2 separate regions of the Homo sapiens genome follow, and region 2 is linked to region 1. The links are chromatin loops, found by intact Hi-C in ENCODE. Cell type or tissue: OCI-LY7. All regions are shown on one strand. Each heading gives the region's core, and the rest is flanking DNA. Links, peaks and the distances in the headings are about the cores only. Region 1 holds the start of LOC124902401 (a long non-coding RNA gene). Region 2 has its middle 41 kb from the start of LYZL2.

Region 1 (10,703 bases), core at 1,111-9,110:
TAGAGTCAGGCTTACCCAAAGCAGATTAGAAATGGCACTATCATCCGCAACTCCTCCTTCTTCCTACAGGTTAAAACAAACAGGGAACATGGCAGAGTATTGGAAGAGAAGAGCCTGGTCAGGGCATCGCAATCACCTTCAAGTATTTCATGCCTGGGTTCAAACAGCAGCATGCACGTGCTCACACAATAGGGTGATGTGAACCTCAGGCCAACTCATTCCGTGACCGCAGAATGATCATCTGGAGTTTAGAGAGCATTCCCTCAGCCTTTCTCTCCCTCCCATCCTCGCACTTTAAAGTGACTTCATTCTCCTGCACTATGATCTGGAATTTCAATGGCAGCAGACACTGAGCATATAAATGTGCCAGATTCACCTTTCTTGAAATTTCGGGCACTTGTTCTGGGGCTGTCATAGATCTGAGCTGGATACACTGACCTCACAGCTGCAGAAGCACAGTGGGATATCCAGTTCCCTCTGGAACTCAGAAACAGACACAGGGTTTTAATGGCCAAGTCTATAAAGGGTTTTCACTTCTTGGAAAATGTCTGATTCGCTGGATGACTATCTTCACAAAAGACGTGGGAGCCACCGTGTGTGCCTTAACGTCGAATAAACCGAAATAGGGATGGAATTGAAAATAACTATTTGGTGAAAATAAATACATAACTGAAAGTTAGTTGTAACAGAGACTGCTGCCAAACCACTTCTTTGAGACTTTGCTTCGTTTGATTTCTCTCTGGTGGAATGAGTTACTCTGGAGGAAAGTGTACACAAGCCATGCTCAAGTGCACATAAACCACACCGTGCAGACCAGACCAAATCCACAAAACAGACAGCTTTACCGTCTTTAGACCAAGTATATATGCTACGAGACTCACACATGTTTAAGTCAGGTTAGCCTGGCCTAGACTATACCAAGAACAGGTGAAAGATAATAAGGGCAGCAAGGAAGAGAAAGAAAGAGAAAGAGGGGGAGAGAGAAAGGGAGAAGGAGGGGGAGGGAGAGAGAGAGAGAGAGAGAGAGAGAGAGAGAGAGAGAGAGAGAGAGAGAATACCCAAACAGTTTTTCACAGGAAATGACAGAACTAGCTAGGTAAACAATTAGTGCTCTTAAGCTCTTGATCATCAATCCTCATTTTGGGGGGAGGGTGTGTAAAATGGGGAAAGAAGGAACTGCTGGTAAGTTTCCTATTCCCTGAGATGTGCTTGATCTTTTAGTATAGAAATGAAAACTCCAGGCTGGGCATGGTGGCTCATGCCTGTAATTCCAGCACTTTGGGAGGCCGAGGCAGGTGGATCACCTGAGGTTGGGAGTTTGAGACCAGCCTGACCTACGTGGAGAAACCCCGTCTCTACTAAAAATACAAAAAATTAGCTGGGCATGGTGGCACATGCCTGTAATCGCAGCTACTCGGGAGGCTGAGGCAGGAGAATCACTTGAACCCAGGAGGCGGAGGTTGCGGTGAGCCGAGATTGTGCCATTGCACTCCAGCCTGGGCAACGAGAATGAAACTTTGTCTCAAAAAAAAAAGGAATGAAAACTCCAGCTTAATATCTATTCACAGGCCCAAAATTGTTTTTGTTTTTGTTTGAGACAGGGTCTTGCTTTGTCACCCGAGCTGGAGTGCAGTGGCACAAATACTGCTCATTGCAGCCTCAACTTCCCGAGCTCAAGCGATCCTCCTGCATCAGCCTCCCAAGTAGCTGGGATCACAGTCGTGCGCTACCACACCCAGTTAATTTTTGTAAACATGGGGTTTTACCACGTTGCCCAAGCTGGTCTAAAACTCCTGGGCTCAAGTAATCCTCTTGTCTTGGCCTCCCAGTGTTGGGACTACAGGCACGGCCATTGAGCTTGGCTCCAAAGTAAATCTTAACATAATAAAAGACCTAAAATGAGATGCTGGCTGGAGCCCCTCAAATATGTTTTCTTTTGAGACCAATCCATTGACAGAAACAAAACAGTTACAGATTTTTCAAGACATCCTTTATCGTACTTTTTTAATGTGACTCCAAGGAAATTTCAAAATGACCTGTGTGGCACACATTCTATTTTTACAGGATGGTGCTGACTTCTATGTTGCACGTGTTTTCACAGGAGCAATGGAAGGAACTTCTAGAGTCCCCTCTCTTTCCTGCCTCTTCTACATTTCCACAGACTGCACACTCACGGCAGCAGCCTCTCAGCACACAAAAGGAACGTAGGAACCGTGAAGGGCGTGATGAGCTGACCATAACGCCGGCTCCTTTCTGCCTTTGGTGCTAAAGATGGAAGGTTCCGGCACCTGCTCTCCTGGGTACCTCTCCGTCAGCAAGGCTAGAGCTACTCCGTGCAGCAAGCGCCCCTGTTCAGGCCCCACGTGTCATGACTGTCTGTCCTTCTCCAAGGCAGCATTCAGACACCCCGCAAGCAGTGGGCATGTCAAGCCTCCTCAGCTACTGGGGGAATCCCTCAAGACAGACCAGGTTTAAGGCGCCTCACCCACCACATCTGAGCACAGCCGGCGGGTGACTGAAAACAGTGCCAGCCCTCGGGAAGGAACGAACCGAGGGGTCGTCAGAGGCTGTCTGAGAAACACCTGACCTCAACAGAACCTGAGATTGCCCAGTGTGGGCTACAAAGGCCTAAAATAGATCCGCTTATTTTAGCTTCAAAGAGCTTATTGTCTCCAGCCAAAGGGAAGCAGGCCACTGAGAAGAGTGGGAGAGTTCACCGTCTGCAGAAACAGCAGCCTCCACGCGCCCAGAGGCAGCATTTCCCATTCCAGCCCTAGCCTGCTTGCAAGTCCCGGGGCTTCAGGTCACTGGATTATCAACCCCAAGGGCAACTGCAGTCAACTGGCCTCTCTTGCCTTCTAAAAACCTTAGCCAGCGTTCAGGTGGTTCGGATCTCATCCTCCACTCAAAGCCTTCTGGCTTCCACACCTAAGGTGATCCTCCATTCTTCTAAGGGGGCAGTGCACCCATTTCACTATTCACCAGGAACCTCTTTTGCTTCGTGCTTTTTGGCTTCATTTAAATTTCCACTGGCTCTCTGGGACTCCCAGTTCCTGATGGGCCGGGGAGTCTCTGCACCTTCCAAAATGATGGACAAGGGGCCAGGCGCTGCTTGGTGCCAGGACATAGTAGTTGGCAGGTTTGCTAATGAGGAATGTGTTAAAGTCATTTTTGAAGCAATGATTTCAAGATTCTTTTAAATAAAGTTTGCGGGTAGCAGGGATACATAATTTGACAGATGGATTTTCACTTCAGGATCACATTTTTGAAATCTGAATTTCACACGGTGTGTGAAAAATATGCACATGCATATACTTTCTAAATATCTAGTTATATTTGAGAATTTTACAAATGGCCAAGGCTTAAATGTCTTTAGTTAAATCATCTTTAACACCATGTATGTCTCAAAGAAGAGAATTCAAATTGCCATTCCAGTGAAACCTAAGAAGACACAGAAGTATCAGAGGAAATAGTGTCAGAACTCCTGACTCACACTTCTATGTGCACATCTCATTTTTATGTACGTTTCTTAATGCATGAAAGTCACACTCATCATCTCTCCCTTCCACAGATGCTTAACTTATTTTAGAGCTAGAAGGGGCCTGGGGATCATCGGGTTGAAAGCATTCTTTTTCTTTTCTACTTGAAGACTTCTGATCCTAGAAAGTGACCAGGGAGTGTGTCACCGGTGCATCATTTCGCCTCCAGCCAGAAGGTGCATTTGCAATTGTAGGGCCAGCCAGCAAGTAAGTCACCATCAGTTTCAAAAGTGTGCACTACCTGGTCAAAAGCTGGTCATCATCACATCTGTGATTTAACAATTCATCAATACTTTCGCATATGAAATGCTTGCTAGTATTGATCACCATGCATTACCTAATTTTGTTTCAACTTATACATTACTGTACATTCTCAATAAAAGGCATAGCTACTCATGAAACACGCTTAAATGATGAACTAAATACTCATAAACCACAATTATGTCCTTATTTTTTATACTTAGGTTTAAAATCTCTGCATGGGAAACACAAGTCTGTATTTTACATGGAACTTAAAGATATTAGTGGTGAATTCAATTTTTTTCATTATAAAGGCTTTAATAACACATGAAAGCCAGACTTCATTTAAGAAGGTTTTTAAACTGAAGAAAAAGTCCACACTTTAAAATTCAGGCACTTGCTTGCTGACATAGTGTGTGTGTGTTGCTGATCCCAGTTTTAAAACATCTCCAGGCACAGCCTTCTGCCCAATTTTAGCTGCTCTGTGACAGACTCTCAGTGTGTACCCTAAGGGCAAAAATGCACAAATGCTTCACAGAGTAGGAATTAGGTGGCACACGCTTGTCTTTTTGATGCACTTCCAAGAGTGATGTTAGTCGGAAGGCTTTTCCTAACATGGGGAATGTTACCTTCTTGATGAGGGACCGCCCTGCTTCCTGGGTGTGCAGGCTGCTGGCCGGCGCCTTGCCGCCCTCCTGCCTCCTGCTGAGTCTGTTTCTCCAATCTTCCTCCCCGCTTTTCTTCAACAGTGCCAATCTAGGAGGAAAACATGCCCGCCACAAAGAGTTCAGCACCAAACTCTTCCTTGTGATGGAACCATAATCTAGGTAAGAGAGGCGGCTTGGGCCAAGATATGACCACAGCCGCCTCGTTTTAACATTTTGAATTTCATTTATTCGGAAGACAGCATGTCTGGAAAAATAATAAAGTCCCTTTTCTAAGATGGCCCGAAGATTTTACAGTTGATTGAAACACAGAGCTGAAATCTGACTTGCTAGATAAAAGATGCACCATCATTCCAGCCAAGGATGTCTGTTCCTTGGCCTTGGGCTGAAAGCAAGAGAACCGTCCCCAGAGAAAAATGTCTTTTAGCGACGCCTTCTGGTCACTTGTGAAATAACATTAAAGGACTAAAGCTGTGTTACAGAAAATGATGCAGACATGGGCTTAAAAACATAAAGCTGGCCAGGCACGGTGGCTTCCGCCTGTAATCCTAGCACTTTGGGAAGCTGAGGCAGGTGGATCACGAGGTCAGGAGTTCGAGACCAGCCTGGCCAATACGGTGAAACCCCATCTCTACTAAAAATACAAAAATTAGCCAGCGGGAGGCTGAGGCACAAGAATCGCTTGAACCTGGGAGGCAGAGGTTGCAGTGAGCCGAGATTGTGCCACTGCACTCCAGCCTGGGTGACACAGTGAGACTCTGTCTCAAAAAACAAACAAACAAACAAAAACATAAAGCCATGAAGCACTTACAGTCTCTTAATATCATCCCTTTCAATTAGAGGTAAAATTTGATGTTTATGACTGTTTCTCCTCAGGTGTTCTAAGCCCTATTCTTTTCCTACAAATGAATTTGATCATTCTTATCCATCTTCTTTAGACAGAAACTATTTTCTATAAACCCATTTTTTAAAATTATCACTTCAACTTTCCTCAGGGGAAGGATATACACAAAAAAAGAATCTAATTAACTGATATTGTTAACTAACCTACTTTAGCTCAATGATGATGTGACTTGATAGGCAGTGCTTGAATACTGGAATCCTGAAAGGTTATTTTTCACAAACTTGAGGCTATTTCAGCTAACTGTATTGCATGAATGAAGAAATCTTAGGTATTTACGCTGGACAAACAAACATGGGAAAGATAAAAGGTAAAAAAAAAAAAAAAAGGTGGTGATCACTAAACTCATTTGAGCCGATGCTCAAACAATTTAAAGAGTAGGGAAAAGCCAAATAATTAGATCCTTTTCCCTCTGTGCTGGACCTGATGGGCCAGGTCTTATTGATATCACTAATGCATAATCCACAAATGGTATAAATATTTTTATCCATAAATATTAAATCCATAAATATTAAATCCATAAATATTTTTATCCATAAATATTAAATCCATAAATATTTTTTATTGTTATAAATTTGTTTTAGAGACAAGGTCTTCCTTTGTCACCAGGTCTGGAGTGCAGCGGCACAATCACGGTTCACTGCAGCCTCGAATTCCTGGGCTCAAGCGACAATCCTGCCTCGGCCTCCAGAGTAGCTAGGATGACAGGTGTGCATCACTGCGCCTGGTTAATTTTTAAAATTTTTATTTTGTAGAGACGAGGTCTTGCTATGCTGCTCAGGCTGGTTTTGAACTCCCGGGCTCAAGCAATTCTTCCATGTCAGCCTCCAGAGTAGCTAGGACTACACTTGTGCACCACTACACTAGGCTAATTTTTAAAATTTTTATTTGGTAGAGACAGGTGCTTGCTATGTTGCCCAGGGCAGTTTTGAACTCCTGGCCTCAAGCGATCCCCTGCCTCAGCCTCCCAAAGTGCTGGGATTACAGGCATGAGACAGCGCGCCTAGACAACAGTGTATTTTTAAGCAGAACATCAGCTTTGGTCCCAATTTGGCTACTCCCTTTGGGTATCTCGGTTCTCCCTCCTATATCTGTCACATCAGGAACTGGTCAGATGATCTCTAAGGGTCCTTCTTCCAAGCTTCCCGATTCCCATTAAATATTTGTTTTGGAGATGGGATGAGATATATTCTATGATAAAAGTTTTGTTATGCTAATAAGAAAACAAATTTTGTAGTACTTAAACAAGAATCCGGCGACATCTACGTATGTGTACATAATCACACCTTGTATTTGTCTATTCACTCAGTCAAATAACGGGAAGTAAGCCGTGAAGAAAGGAATCCCCCAAAGGAGGCAGGAGCTTCGAACTCTGGACCTGTCCCCTTCCTCAATCTCTTCCTTCTCCCCCCTTCATTTCTGTTTTCCTCTTTCTGCTAAGTGGCAGCAGATAAGATCTCAAGTGCTCAATCTCTAGAACTGGGGTAAGGCTGCCTTGTCAATCTCATGCAGATCCCTTTGGGTCAAGGTCTCATTTAGTCCTAACTCCTGTAATTCTCGAATGTTTAACAACACCCTGCATGCTACAAGAGCTAGTTCATGGGCTTGGACACGAAGTCGAAATTCCTTCAAGAGCTCTAATCCGCACCATTTCATACTATATAATGACTATGATTCATCTTTTCTCCAATTATTTTGAATGAGTCAGTTTTATCCTAATAAAATAATCTCACAAAATGAAATCATTAAAAGAAATTCATATTTGCATGCTGTATTTGAGCTTTCAAAGCATCAATAAATGAGACTTTCAAAAAGTAAGCATGCCAGCACTTTAATACCCAAATGAGAAGTCCTTCCAGTTCATGATCTTGTGGAACCAAGCACTCATCTCACTGATATTCTCCCTGTAAACTGGCCTCAGAACCAGCTTCTCTCACTTCACCTTCCACCCAGGCTGGCAGCTACTCCTCCTGAACATCCACCTTGTTAATCAGATTGGATTCAAATGATGAATTTTTAAAAGATCAAATTCATCTTCCTGAGTTGAGTTCATTAAAAGTCATGAGCTCTGGTCTTTGAAGACCTTCTCAAAAAGAAGCTCCCAAAAGTCTGGGGCAAGGACACCAGCACCTATGTCATCGGACGATTTCCCTGGTGGTTGCTTTGTGGCATCTAAAACTGACTTAGAAAAACACAAGCTGTGGCATCTGAGATCACCTCCTCGTCCATCTTATACTCTGCTGATCTGCACGGCGACCCCTAAGACACTGGGAATTGTTATTCCCATTCTGACGGACAAGGAACGTGGGTACATCCGGGTCAAGAATTCCATTGACTGAGGTCACACTGGATGTTAGTGGGCAGAGAGACGTGACTGCAGCCCTCGCCTGCCTGTGTGTAGCTTGTTTCACTTCGGTAGAACATTAGCTGACCGGACACATTTTTGCCACACCGTTTTAGGAAAGGCATAGGATTCTGGCTTTCTTATAAGGTTTTTCCCACCATGGGATGGCCTCCAAAGAATTCCTCCATTCCAAAACCCTGAAATTTTGCTTCTACATGTGCTGGCAGGGTTACCATTGGGGACTTCCGAAGACTACAGAGTAACCAGAATAATCTGGAAGAAACTGTGCTTCCGTGGAGCCCACCTGGCACTTGGAGCCAGCCCTCGGCTCCAGCCTACGGAGCACATGACGAATAACTTGAAAATAACACGCACTAAAACTTGAGTGTGTTCTTCCTGTCCCTTTAGATTTCCTCATTGGTGTCCACCACGCTGAGGAGGGAGGGAGATCTTCCCAAATGTGTCCCTTCCTCCTGTGAGCTCACAGCCCTCCGGCTCACCGCAGACCACCAGGCTCTGAGAGGGTCGAGGAGCCGACGTCTGGGCCTACGCAGGACATAAATTCCTGCCGGTGCAATTCAAACAACTGTCAGCGCTTCTAACAACTGCCAAGCCAAAGTGCTGTTTGCAGGACTGTGATGCTGGGAGCCTGGGCAGTGGCTAGGCCTGGGCTGTGTGAACCCAGAGAGAGGCACGACACTGGCCCGCTCACCCAACGCCTGGCCCAGGGCCACCGTGACAGGTGCCTGCCAGGACACCCGGGGAAACGGTGCCTCCTCTTCCATAGCCCACACTGTTCCAGCAGGGAATGCTGGCCTGAGAACCCTGCTTGTTGAGAACAAGGACATCAGGCTCAGAGCAGTCAGGGCTGGGTCAAACAGGAGACATGACAACCATGTGCCCCTAATATTAAATAAGATGTGTTTTCTCTCTCTTTTTCAGAATTTTCCCTTCATTTTAGAGAATTACAGGCACCCCATAGATCTCTGATAGGGATGAACAGCACACTTAAGTACTTATATTAGATCTTGGTTTTGGCTGGTTCACAAGTTGGAGAAGTGAATGAACTAAAGTGTCTTTTAAATGAGAGACAAATCACACTTTGGAAAAGGAGGGCCAGGCGTGGTGGCTCACACCTGTAATCCCAGCACTTTGGAAGGCTGAGGTGGGAGGATCGCTTGAGGCCAGGAGGTGGGAGACCAGCCTGGGCCGCAGAGCAAGACCCCGTCTCTACAAAAAAATAAAAATAAAAAATAAAAAGCCAGCTGAGCATGGTGGTGTGTGCCTGTAGTCCCAGCTACTTGGGAGGCTGAAGTGGGAGGATCATTTGAGTCCCAGGAGGTGGAGGCTGCAGTGAGCTATGATCGCACCACTGCACTCCAGCCTGGACAACAGTGCCAAGACCCTGTCTAGAAAAATAAAAGAAAAAAAGAAAAAGAAAAAGAAAAGGAGGGAGTAAAGGGGAACTGCCGCTCTATTCTTATTCCTACATAAATCTGGGGCCCTCTAGTGGCTGAAATCTCCCAGCTACAGGGTAAGAACCTGGAGTTTGTGGAGACAGGGAGACAGCCTCTGGCTGGGTGGGATACCGAAGGGTGGATGGTTGGGGCGGGGGCCGGCAGGCGGGAAACACAGGAGCCTCCAGCCGGTCCCTCTAGGGCAGAACACCATAGAGGCGTGAGGTGGATTCTGCAACAGTTCAGGGAGTTCCACTAAGTCCTTACATGCCACCAATTTGCCAAAGTGAAAGGATGGCTCTTTTTTTCTTTTCAATAGTCTTTTTCCCTAAATAAGAAAGCTCAGATGCCACTGTTTCTGACATTGTGGAAATAAGATTTCTAAAGGCCTAACATACTCTTTAAGCAATAGCAAAGGTTTTATCCCTAAATAACATAAGAATTATTTAATTCGCAATGTTTCTCAAAGAAGTTCCCAAACAGGGATAATTTAAACACACATCATTTGGACAGTCAGAAAATAGCAATTTTACTAATCCGGTGGGAAAAGTCGATTGCATCCTAAGTTTTTTGCTGGTTATGGTTCAAATTTGACATTCACAATGTCAGAAAAGATGAAAAAAAATTTTTTTAAGGCTGGGTGTGGTGATCACGTCTGCAATCCCAGCACGTTGGGAGGCCTAGACGGGTGGATCACTGGAGGTCAGGAGTTTGACACCAGCCTGGCCAATATGGTGAAACCTTGTCTCTACTAAAAATACAAAAATTAGCCAGGCATGGTAGTAAGTGCTTGTAATTCCAGCTACTTGGGAGGCTGAGGCAGGAGAATCGCTTGAACCCAGGAGGGGGAGGCTTCAGTGAGCCAAGATCGTGTCACTGCACTCCAGCGTGGGCTACAGAGTGAGACTCTTGTCTCAGAAAATAAACAAATAAATAAATAAATATAAAAATAACTTTTTAATATGTTTCCTTGAGCATCAAACATATTCTAAAAAAGGAGTGTATGGAGGTTTTCCTATAATTTCTTAGTTTCTATGCTTTTTGTCTACAAATGGGGATAATATTGCTTTCTTCTGGAGGCTGTCTTCAATATTAAATGAAAGCCGGGCGCAGTGGCTCACGCCTGTAATCCCAACACTTTGGGAGGCTGAGGCAGGCAGATCACCTGAGGTCAGGCATTCGACACCAGCGTAGCCAACATGGTGAAGCCCCGCCTCTACTAAAAATGCAAAAATTAGCTGGTTATGGTGGTGGGCTCCTGTGATCCCAGCTACTCAGGAGGGTGAGGCAGGAGAATCACTTGAACCTGGGAGGCGGAGGTTGTAGTGAGCCGCGATCGTGCCTCTGCACTCCAGCCTGGGTGACAGAGCGAGACTCCATCTCAAAAAACAAACAAACAGACAAAAATTAAATGAGAGATCATGTACAAAATGTGGAAGGCAGTCTGTGACGCTGGGTAGCACTGAGCACTGAGAACTTAATATAGTCAGGCCCTGGACAGGGGAGAGACTGACACAACAAGGCTGAAGAAGACAGACCTGCCCTCCTTAGTGGGGA
Region 2 (10,703 bases), core at 990-8,989, 1.2 Mb after region 1:
AAAAAAGGGCAATATCAAAAAAAAAAAAAGAAAAGAAAATTAATAGTTCACGGTACCTGGAAATGAGGTGGTCCACGCTGTGCTCGCATCGGCTCTCCCCCAGAGTTTTCAAAGGCAAGTCAGTGGCCTCGTGTCCAGGTAGGACAGGTATAGATGGGGCATGGCCTCGTGTCCAGGTAGGACAGGTATAGATGGGGCATGGCCTTGTGTCCAGGTAGGATGGGTGCAGATGGGGAACGGCTGTGAAGTGGAATGATTCTGTCAATGTTTAGGACTCTCTGTGAAAGACAAAAAACCCAATTTTCTTATTTCTTTTTATTTTAATTTATTTATTTTGAGACAGAGTCTCTCTCTGTCACCCAGGCCGGAGTGCAGTGGAGTAATCTCGGCTCACTGCAACCTCCGCCTCCCGGGTTCAAGTGATTCTCCTGCCTCAACCACCCAAGTAGCTGGGATTACAGGCATGCACCACCACATCCAGCTAATTTTTGTATTTTTAGTAGAGACGGGGTTTCACCATGTTGGCTAGGCTGGTCTGGAACTCCTGACCTCAGGTGATCCTCAGCCTCAGCCTCCCATAGTGCTGTAATTACAGGCATGAGCCACTACACCCAGCCTAAACCACAGATTTTTACAATTTATCTGTGATAGCTTTTTCCTAAATGAGACTTTCATCTCTCCCTTTTGTGAAAATGAAATAATGAAGCTTAAACTATTTAAAATAAGAATGTTATTCCTACATTTGGGCTTTACTTTTCTTTCTTGAGAAAGAAATATATAAAATCATAGGACTTTCAAACTTTATTCTACACACCTCTGACTGCCTCATTTTACTAAAGGAGGGATTCGGCTCCAGTAGCCTCCAGGGCCACGTAGTGAATAGAACTGACCCAGGTGCCACGTCTCCATCTCTCCCCTGGTCCATGGCGAGACCGTGGTGTGCTCAGATTAGTGTTACAGCAGCCAACCCCGTGTGCTCTAAACAGGAGAATATGGTAAAAGGACAGAAATTCCAGCTAGACAGCAAGTTAGAAAAACACACCCTCTTTCTTCATGAATTTTCTCAGTTCACATGCTCTTAACAGGGCTTATTTAAAATTACACATCCACATTCACATTTCAGAGTCTAAGAAATAGAGCCTGGAATTTACAGATTTCCTTTATCGTTTTTTATAAATGGCTGCGCCCGCTAAGGAGGGCAGGTCTGTCTTCTTCAGCCTTGTTGCGTCAGTCTCTCCCCTGTCCGGGGCCTGACTATATTGAATGCTCCATGCTCAGTGCTACCCAGCATCACAGACTGCCTTCCACATTTTGCACGATATCTCATTTGATGTTGAAGACAGCCTTCAGAAGAAAGCAATATTATCCCCACTTGGAGACAAAAAGTGGAGAAATTAAGAAATTATAGGAAACCCTCCACACCCTCCTTTTTTAGAAAATGTTTGCTGCTCAAGAAAATATACCAAAAAGTTATTTTTCTGTTTTCATCTTTTCTGACATTGTGAATGTCAAATTTGAACCATAACCAGCATAAAACATAGGATGCAACCGACTTTCCCACTGGATTAGTAAAATCGTTGTTTTATAACTGTCTAAATTATTTGTGTTTAAATTATCCCTGTTTGGGAACTTCTTTGAGAAAGATTGTGAATTAAATAATTCTTACGTTATTTAGGGATAAAACCTTTACTATTGCTTAAAGAGTACATTAGGCCTTTAGAAATCTTATTTCCACAATGTCAGAAACAGTGGCATCTGAGCTTTCTTATTTGGCGAAGAAGAACATTGGAAAAGAATACAAGAGCCATTGTTTCACTTTGGGAAGTTGGTGGCGTGTTAGGACTTCGTGGAACTCCCTGAACTGTTGAAGAATCCACCTCACACCTCTGTGGCGTTCTGCCCTAGAGGGACCGGCTGGAGGCTCCTGTGTTTCCTGCCTGCCGGCCCCCACCCCAACCATCCACCCTTCCATATCCCACCCAGCCAGAGGCTATCTCCATGTCTCCACAAACGCCAGGTTCTTACCTTGTAGCTGGGATATTTCAGCCACCTAGAGGGCCCCAGATTTATGTGGGAATAAGAATAGAGTTGCAATTCCCCTTTGCTCTCTTTCTTTTCTTTTCTTTTTTCTCTTCTTTTTCTAGGCAGAGTCTTGTTCTGTTACCCAGACTGGAGTGCAGTGGTGTGATCATAGCTCGCTGCAGCCTCAGCCTCCTGGGACTCAAATGATCCTCCCGCTTCAGCCTCCCAAGTAGCTGGGGACTACCTGCACACACCACCATGCTCAGCTGATTTATTATTTCTATTTTTTTGTAAAGACAGAGTTTTGCTCTGTGGCCCAGGCTGGTCTCCACCTCCTAGCCTCAAGCGATCCTCCCACCTCAGCCTCCCAAGGTGCTGGGATTACAGGTGTGAGCCACCACACCTGGCCCTGCTTTTCAGATGTTTGATTTATCTCCCACTTAAAAGACACTTTAGTTTGTTCACGTCTCCAGTTTGTGAACCAGCCAAGACCAAGATCTAATATAAGTACTTATGTGTGCTGTTCAGCCCTATCTGAGATCTATGGGGTGCCTGTAATTCTCTAAAATGAAGGGAAAATTCTGAAAAAGAGAGAGAAAACACACCTTATTTAATATTAGGGGCACATGGTTGTCATGTCTCCTGTTTGACCCAGCCCTGACTGCTCTGAGCCTGAAGTCCTTGTTCTCACCAAGCAGGGCTCTCAGGCCAGCATTCCCTGCTGGAACAGTGTGGGCTATGGAAGAGGAGGCACCGTTTCCCCGGGTGTCCTGGCAGGCACCTGTCACGGTGGCCCAGGGCCAGGCGTTGGGTGAGCAGGCCAGTGTCATGCCTCTCCCTGGGTTCACACAGCCCAGGCCAACCCGCTGCCCAGGCTCCCAGCATCACAGTCCTGCAAACAGCACTTCGGCTTGGCAGTTGTTAGAAGCACTGACAGTTGTTTGAATTGCACCGGCAGGAATTTATGTCCTGCGTAGGCCCAGACGTCGGCTCCTCGACCCTCTCAGAGCCTGGTGGTCTGCGGTGAGCCGGAGGGCTGTGAGCTCACAGGAGGAAGGAACACATTTGGGAAGATCTCCCTCCGTCCTCAGCGTGGTGGACACCAATGAGGAAATCTAAAGGGACAGGAAGAACACACTCAAGTTTTAGTGCATGTTATTTTCGAGTTATTTATCATGTGCTCCGTAGGCTGGAGCCAAGGGCTGGCTCCAAGTGCCAGGTGGGCTCCATGGAAGCACAGTTTCTTCCAGATTATTCTGGTTACTCTGTAGTCTTCAGAAGTCCCCAATGGTAACCCTGCCAGCACATGTAGAAGCAAAATTTCAGGGTTTTGGAATGGAGGAATTCTTTGGAGGCCATCCCATGGTGGGAAAAACCTTTTAAGAAAGCCAGAATCCTATGCCTTTCCTAAAACGGTGTGGCAAAAATGTGTCCAGTCAGCTAATGTTCTACCGCAGTGAAACAAGCTACGCACAGGCAGGCGAGGGCTGCAGTCATGTCTCTCTGCCCACTAACATCCAGTGTGACCTCAGCCAATGGAATTCTTGACCCGGATGTACCCACATTCCTTGTCCGTCACAATGGGAATAACAATTCCCAGTGTCTTAGGGGTCGCCGTGCAGATCAGCAGAGTATAAGATGGACGAGGAGGTGATCTCAGATGCCACAGCTTGTGTTTTTCTAAGTCAGTTTTAGATGCCACAAAGCAACCACCAGGGAAACCGTCCGATGACATAGGTGCTGGTGTCCTTGCCCCAGACTTTTGGGAGCTTCTTTTTGAGAAGGTCTTCAAAGACCGGAGCTCATGACTTTTAATGAACTCAACTCAGGAAGATGAATTTGATCTTTTAAAAATTCATCATTTAGATCCAATCTGATTAACAAGATGGATGGTCAAGAGGAGTAGCTGCTGGCCTGGGTCGAAGGTGAAGTGAGAGAAGCTGGTTCTGAGGCCAGTTTGCAGGGAGAATATCAGTGAGATGAGTGTCTGGCCCCACAAGATGATGAACTAGAATGACTTCTCATTTGGGTATTAAAGTGCTGGCATGTTTACTTTTTGAAAGTCTCATTTATTGATTTGAGCTTTGAAAGCTCAAATACAGCATGCAAATACCAATTTCTTTTAATGATTTTATTTTGTGAGATTATTTTATTAGAATAAAACTGACTCATTCAAAATAATAGGAGAAAAGATGAATCATAGTCATTACATAGTATGAAATGGTGTGGATTAAAACTCTTGAAGGAATTTAGACTTCGTGTCCAAGCCCATGAACTAGCTCTTGTAGCATGCAGGGTGTTGTTAAACATTCGAGAATTACAGGAGTTAGGACTAAATGAGACCTTGACCCAAAGGGATCTGCATGAGATTGATAAGGCAGCCTTATCCCAGTTCTAGAGATTGAGCACTTGAGATCTTATCTGCTGCCACTTAGCAGAAAGAGGAAAACAGAAATGAAGGGGGGAGAAGGAAGAGATTGAGGAAGGGGACAGATCCAGAGTTTGAAGCTCCTTCCTCCTTTGGGGGTCTCCTTTCTTCACGGCTTTACTTTCCATTATTTGACTGAGTGAATAGACAAGTATAGGTGTAATTGTGTACACATATGTAGATGTCACTGGATTCTTAAATACAACAAAATTTGTTTTCTTATTAACTTAACAAAACATTTATCATAGGATATATGTCATCCCATCTCCAAAACAAATATTTAAGGGGAATTGGGAAGCTTGCAAGAAGGGCCCTTAGAGATCATCTGGTCCAGTTCCTGATGTGACAGATACGAGAGGGAGAACCGAGATACCCAAAGGGAGTTAGTGGACAAATTGGGACCAGAGCTGATGTGCTGCTTAAAAATACACTGTTGTCCAGACGTGGTGTCTCATGCCTGTAATCCCAACACTTTGGGAGGCTGAGGCAGGGGGATCGCTAGAAGCCAGGAGTTCAAAGCCAGCCTAGGCAACAGAGCAAGACCCTGTCTCTACCAAATAAAAGTTCTAAAAATTAGCCAGGCATAGTGATGCACACCTGTCATCCTAGCTACTCTGGAGGCTGAGGTGGGAGAGTCACTTGAGCCCAGGAATTCGAGGCTGCAGTGAGCCATGATTATGCTGCTGCACTCCAGCCTTGGTGAAAAAGTAAGACCCTGTCTCTAAAACAAATTTATAAAAATAAAAAATACAACATTTATGGATTATGCATTAGTGATGTTGAGAAGACCTGGCCCATCAGGTCCAGCACAGAGGGAAAGGGATCTAGTTATTTGGTTTTTTCCCTACTCTTTAAATTGTTTGAACAGCAGCTCAGATGAGTTTAATGATCATCACCTTTTTTGTTTTACCTTTTATCTTTCCCATGTTTGTTCGTTCAATGCAAATGCCTAAGATTTCTTCATTCATGACAATACAGTTAGCTGAAACAGCCTCATGTTTGTGAAAAATAACCATTCAAGATTCCAATATTCAAGCAGATTCCTAGTGATGCCATTGTTGAACTAAAGTGGGTTAGGTAACAACCTCAGTTAATTAGATACCTTTTTTGTATATGTCTTTCCTGTGAGGAAAGTTGAAGTGATAATTTTTTTAAAACGGGTTGGTAGAAAATAGTTTCTGTTTAAAGAAGACAGATTAGAAAGACCAAATTCATTTATAGGAAAAGAACAGGGCTTAGAATATCTGAAGAGAAACAGTCATAAACATCAAATTTTACCTCTAATTGAAAGGGATGATATTAAGAGACTGTTAGTACCTCATGGCTTTATGTTTTTAAGCCACGTCTGCATTCTCTTCTGCAAGTAGGAGCTACGATACAGCTTTAGTCCTTTCATGTTATTTCACCAACTGACCAGAAGGCGTCGCTAGAAGGCATTTTTTTTTTCCTCTGAGAACGGTTCTCTTGCTCTCAGCCCAAGGGCAAGGAAAAACATTCCTTGGCTGGGATAATGGTGCATCTTTTATCTAGCAAGTCAGATTTCAGCTCTGTGTTTCAATCAACTGTAAAATCTTCGGGGCCGTCTTAGAAAAGGGACTCTATTATTTTTCCAGACATGCTATCTTCAGAATAAATAAAATTCAAAATGTTACAATGAGGTGGTCGTGGTCGTGTCTTGGCCCAAGCCGCCTCACTTACCTAGATTATGGTTCTATCACAAGGAAGAGTTTGGTGCTGAACTCTTTGTGGCTGGCATGTTTTCCTCCTAGATTGGCATTGTTGAAGAAAAGCGGGGAGGAAGATTGGAGAAACAGACTCAGCAGGAGGCAGGAGGGCAGCAAGGCACCAGCCAGCAGCCTGCAGGGCAGTCCCTCGTCAGGAAGGTAACATTCCCTGTGTTAGGAAAAGCCTTCAGACTAACATCACTCTTGGAAGTGCATCACTCTTGGAAGTGCTTGGAAGACAAGCATGTGCCACCTAATTCCTACTCTGTGAAGCATTTGTGCATTTTTGCCCTTAGGGTAAACACTGAGAACCTGTCACAGAGCAGCTAAAATTGGGCAGAAGGCTGTGCCTGGAGATGTTTCAGAATTGGGATCAGCAACACACACACACTGTGTCAGCAAGCAAGTGCCTGAATTTTAAAGTGTGGACTTCTTCTTCAGTTTAAAAACCTTCTAAATGAAGTCTGGCTTTAGTGTGTTATTAAAGCCTTTATAATGAAAAAAATTGAATTCACCACTAATATCTTTAAGTTCCATGTAAAATACGGACTTGTGTTTCCTATGCAGAGATTTTAAACCTAAGTATAAAAAATAAGCACATAATTGTGATTTACGAGTATTTAGTTCATCATTTAAGCGTGTTTCATGAGTAGCTATGCCTTTTATTGAGAATGTACAGTAATGTATGTTATAAGTTGAAACAAAATTAGGTAATGCATGGTGATCAATACTACCAAGCATTTATATGCGAAAATATTGATGAATTGTTAAATCACAGATGTGATGATGACCAGCTTTTGACCAGATAGTGCACACTTTCAAAACCGATGGTGACTTACTTGCTGACTGGCCCTACAATTGCAAATGCACCTTCTGGCTGGAGGCGAAATGATGCACCGGTGATGCACTCCCAGGTCACTTTCTAGGATCAGAAGTCTTCAAGTAGAAAAGAAAAAGAATGCTTTCAACCAGATGATCCCCAGGCCCCTTCTAGCTCTACAATAAGTTAAGCATCTGTGAAAGGGAGAGATGATGAGTGTGACTTTCATGCATTAAGAAACGTACATAAAAATGAGATGTGCACATAGAAGTGTGAGTCAGGAGTTCTGACACTATTTCCTCTGATACTTCTGTGTCTTCTTAGATTACACTGGAATGGCAATTTGAATTCTCTTCTTTGAGACATACATGGTGTTAAAGATAACATAACTAAAGACATTTAACCCTCAGCCATTTGTAAAGTTCTCAAATATAACTAGATATTTAGAAAGTATACCCATGCGCATATTTTTCACACACCGTGTGAAATTCAGATTTCAAAAATGAGATCCTGAAGTGAAAGAAAATCCATCTGTCAAATAATGTATCCCTGCTACCCACAAACTTTATTTAAAAGAATCTTGAAATCATTGCTTCAAAAACGACTTTAACACATTCCTCATTAGCAAACCTGCCAACTACTATGTCCTGGCACCAAGCAGCGCCTGGCCCCTTCTCCATCACTTTGGAAGGTGCAGAGACTCCCTGGCCCATCAGGAACTGGGAGTCCCAGAGAGCCAGTGGAAATTTAAATGAAGCCAAAAAGCACGAAGCAAAAGAGGTTCCTGGTGAATAGTGAAATGGGTGCACTGCCCCCTTAGAAGAATGGAGGATCACCTTAGGTGTGGAAGCCAGAAGGCTTTGAGTGGAGGATGAGATCCGAACCACCTGAATGCTGGCTAAGGTTTTTAGAAGGCAAGAGAGGCCAGTTGACTGCAGTTGCCCTTGGGGTTGATAATCCAGTGACCTGAAGCCCCGGGACTTGCAAGCAGGCTAGGGCTGGAATGGGAAATGCTGCCTCTGGGCGCGTGGAGGCTGCTGTTTCTGCAGACGGTGAACTCTCCCACTCTTCTCAGTGGCCTGCTTCCCTTTGGCTGGAGACAATAAGCTCTTTGAAGCTAAAATAAGCGGATCTATTTTAGGCCTTTGTAGCCCACACTGGGCAATCTCAGGTTCTGTTGAGGTCAGGTGTTTCTCAGACGGCCTCTGACGACCCCTCGGTTCGTTCCTTCCCGAGGGCTGGCACTGTTTTCAGTCACCCGCCGGCTGTGCTCAGATGTGGTGGGTGAGGCGCCTTAAACCTGGTCTGTCTTGAGGGATTCCCCCAGTAGCTGAGGAGGCTTGACATGCCCACTGCTTGCGGGGTGTCTGAATGCTGCCTTGGAGAAGGACAGACAGTCATGACACGTGGGGCCTGAACAGGGGCACTTGCTGCACGGAGTAGCTCTAGCCTTGCTGACGGAGAGGTACCCAGGAGAGCAGGTGCCGGAACCTTCCATCTTTAGCACCAAAGGCAGAAAGGAGCCGGCGTTATGGTCAGCTCATCACGCCCTTCACGGTTCCTACGTTCCTTTTGTGTGCTGAGAGGCTGCTGCCGTGAGTGTGCAGTCTGTGGAAATGTGGAAGGGGCAGGAAAGAGAGGGGACTCTAGAAGTTCCTTCCATTGCTCCTGTGAAAACACGTGCAACATGGAAGTCAGCACCGTCCTGTAAAAATAGAATGTGTGCCACACAGGTCATTTTGAAATTTTCTTGGAGTCACATTTAAAAATATATTAAAGGGTGCCTTGAAAAATCTATAACTGTTTTGTCTCTGTCAAGGCATTGGTCCCAAAAGAAAACATATTTGAGGTGCTCTAGCCAGCATCTCATTTTTGTTTTCTGTTTTTTGTTTTTTTTTTTGAGGCGGAATCTCGCTCTGTCTCCCAGGCTGGAGTGCAGTGGCGCGGCCTTGGCTCACTGCAGCCTCCGCCTCCCTGGTTCAAGCAATTCTCCTGCCTCAGCCTGCTGAGTACCTGGGACTACAGGGGCCCGCCACCATGCTCGGCTATTTTTTTTTTATTTTTAGTAGAGACGGGGTTTCACCGTGCTGACCAGGATGGTCTCAATATCCTGACCTCATGACCCACCTGCCTCGACCTCCCAAGGTGCTGGGATTACAGGCATGAGCCACTGTGCCTGGCCCATTTTGGGTCTTTTATATTAAGATTTATATTGGGGCTGGGTGTAGTGGCTCATGCCTGTAATCCCAGTACTGTGGGGAGCCAAGGTGGGAGGACTGCTTGAGCCCAGGAGTTTGAGACTAGCTTGGTCAACATGGTGAAACCCGGTCTGTACCAAAAAATACAAAAATTTGCCAGGTGTGGTGGTGCATGCCTATAATCCCAGCTACTCGGGAGGCTGAAGTGGGAGGATTGCTTGAGGTCGAGGCTGCAGTGAGCCATGATCACATCAGTGTACTCCAGCCTGGGCAACAAAGCAAGAAGGAAAGAAAGAAAGAAAGGGGAAGGGAGGGAAGGGAAGGGAAGGCCAGAGTAACTCATTTTAACAGAGAGAGAAAAATGAAATGAAGCAAAGTCTCAAAGAAGTGGTTTGGCAGGATTCTCTGTTACAACTAACTTTCGGTTTTGTATTTATTTTCACCAAATAGTTATTTTCAATTCCAACCCCATTTCGGCTTAGTTGGCATTAAGACATACACGGTGACCCCGCAACTTTTGTGAAGATAGTTTTCCAGCGAATCAGACCTTTTCGAAGAAGAAAAAACTCTTCATAGACTTGGCCATTAAAACCCTGTGTCTGTTTCTGAGTTCCAGAGGGAACTGGATATCCCACTGTGCTTCAGCAGCTGTGAGGTCAGTGTCCATGACAGCCCCAGAACAAGTCCCTGAAATTTTAAGAAAGGTGAATCTGCACATTTATATTCTCAGTGTCTGCTGCCATTGAAATTCCAGATCATAATTCAGGAGAATGAAGTCACTTTAAAGTGCGAGGATGGGAGGGAGAGAAAGGCTGAGGGAATGCTCTCTAAACTCCAGATGATCATTCTGCGGTCAGGGAATGAGTTGGCCTGAGGTTCACATCACCCTATTGTGTGAGCACGTGCATGCTGCTGTTTGAACCCAGGCACAAAATACTTGAAGGTGATTGCGATGCCCTGACCAGGCTCTTCTCTTCCAGTACTCTGCCATGTTCCCTGTTTGTTTTAACCTGCAGGAAGAAGGAGGAGTTGCGGATGATAGTGCCATTTCTAATCTGCTTTGGGTAAGCCTGACTCTAACACAGGTGTCCTCTCGATGGTGGCCAGAATTACACTTCGCGTGGGTAATCCTGATCCTGGGTGGTTCCTTCGTGCACCCTCCCTGGTGCTTTTCTTATCTCCAGACCAGACACAGCCTTTGTCCGGAGTGGAGAGCTGAGCCCGTGCCCTTAAACTATTTTTTAATCATGTAATGAAGATACTTTAAAGAAGATGATATTTTCTGTTTAATGTTAAAACTGTCAATGAAAGTCATGGTTCCTCTCTCTGTAACTGACAATCTTCTATAAATTAACTCATTTAATTACTGCACAAAGCTGACTCAGGTATATTTACCGCGCTTGTGTGGATTTACTTTAGCATTAGCATTCAAGGGAGGACTCTCTTGAAAAGAGAACTGAAATTGCAATGAGTAAATTAACATTCTGTTAGAAAAATCATTGTTTTGTCTC

The links. A loop is a pair of places that touch in the nucleus more often than their neighbours do. Peaks named below come from ENCODE experiments on the same cell type or tissue, not always from the same donor. Only the 100,000 strongest peaks of a DNase experiment are listed, where the experiment ranks them.
Region 2: a loop joins it to region 1, with 16 times the contacts of the local background. A loop is called at or near these places in 2 of 110 quality-filtered maps.

What each region holds. Positions count from the first base shown.
Region 1 is chr10:29,508,327-29,519,029 of GRCh38, forward strand. It overlaps SVIL (supervillin), which reads right to left. Exons shown (of 38, transcript NM_021738.3): 17 at 4,409-4,535. LOC124902401 (a long non-coding RNA gene) reads left to right here and starts at 4,523. Exons shown (of 2, transcript XR_007062099.1): 1 at 4,523-4,606; 2 at 6,655-8,953. RefSeq lists an enhancer at 7,891-8,391. In OCI-LY7, for the core only: a CTCF peak has its summit at 4,882 (motif pointing left); a DNase peak (open chromatin) is centred at 4,885.
Region 2 is chr10:30,665,347-30,676,049 of GRCh38, forward strand. No RefSeq gene overlaps it. Among named protein-coding and RNA genes, the nearest start is that of LYZL2, 41 kb to the left of the region's middle. In OCI-LY7, for the core only: CTCF peaks have their summits at 5,861 (motif pointing right) and 6,063; a DNase peak (open chromatin) is centred at 5,855; H3K4me3 peaks cover 421 bases.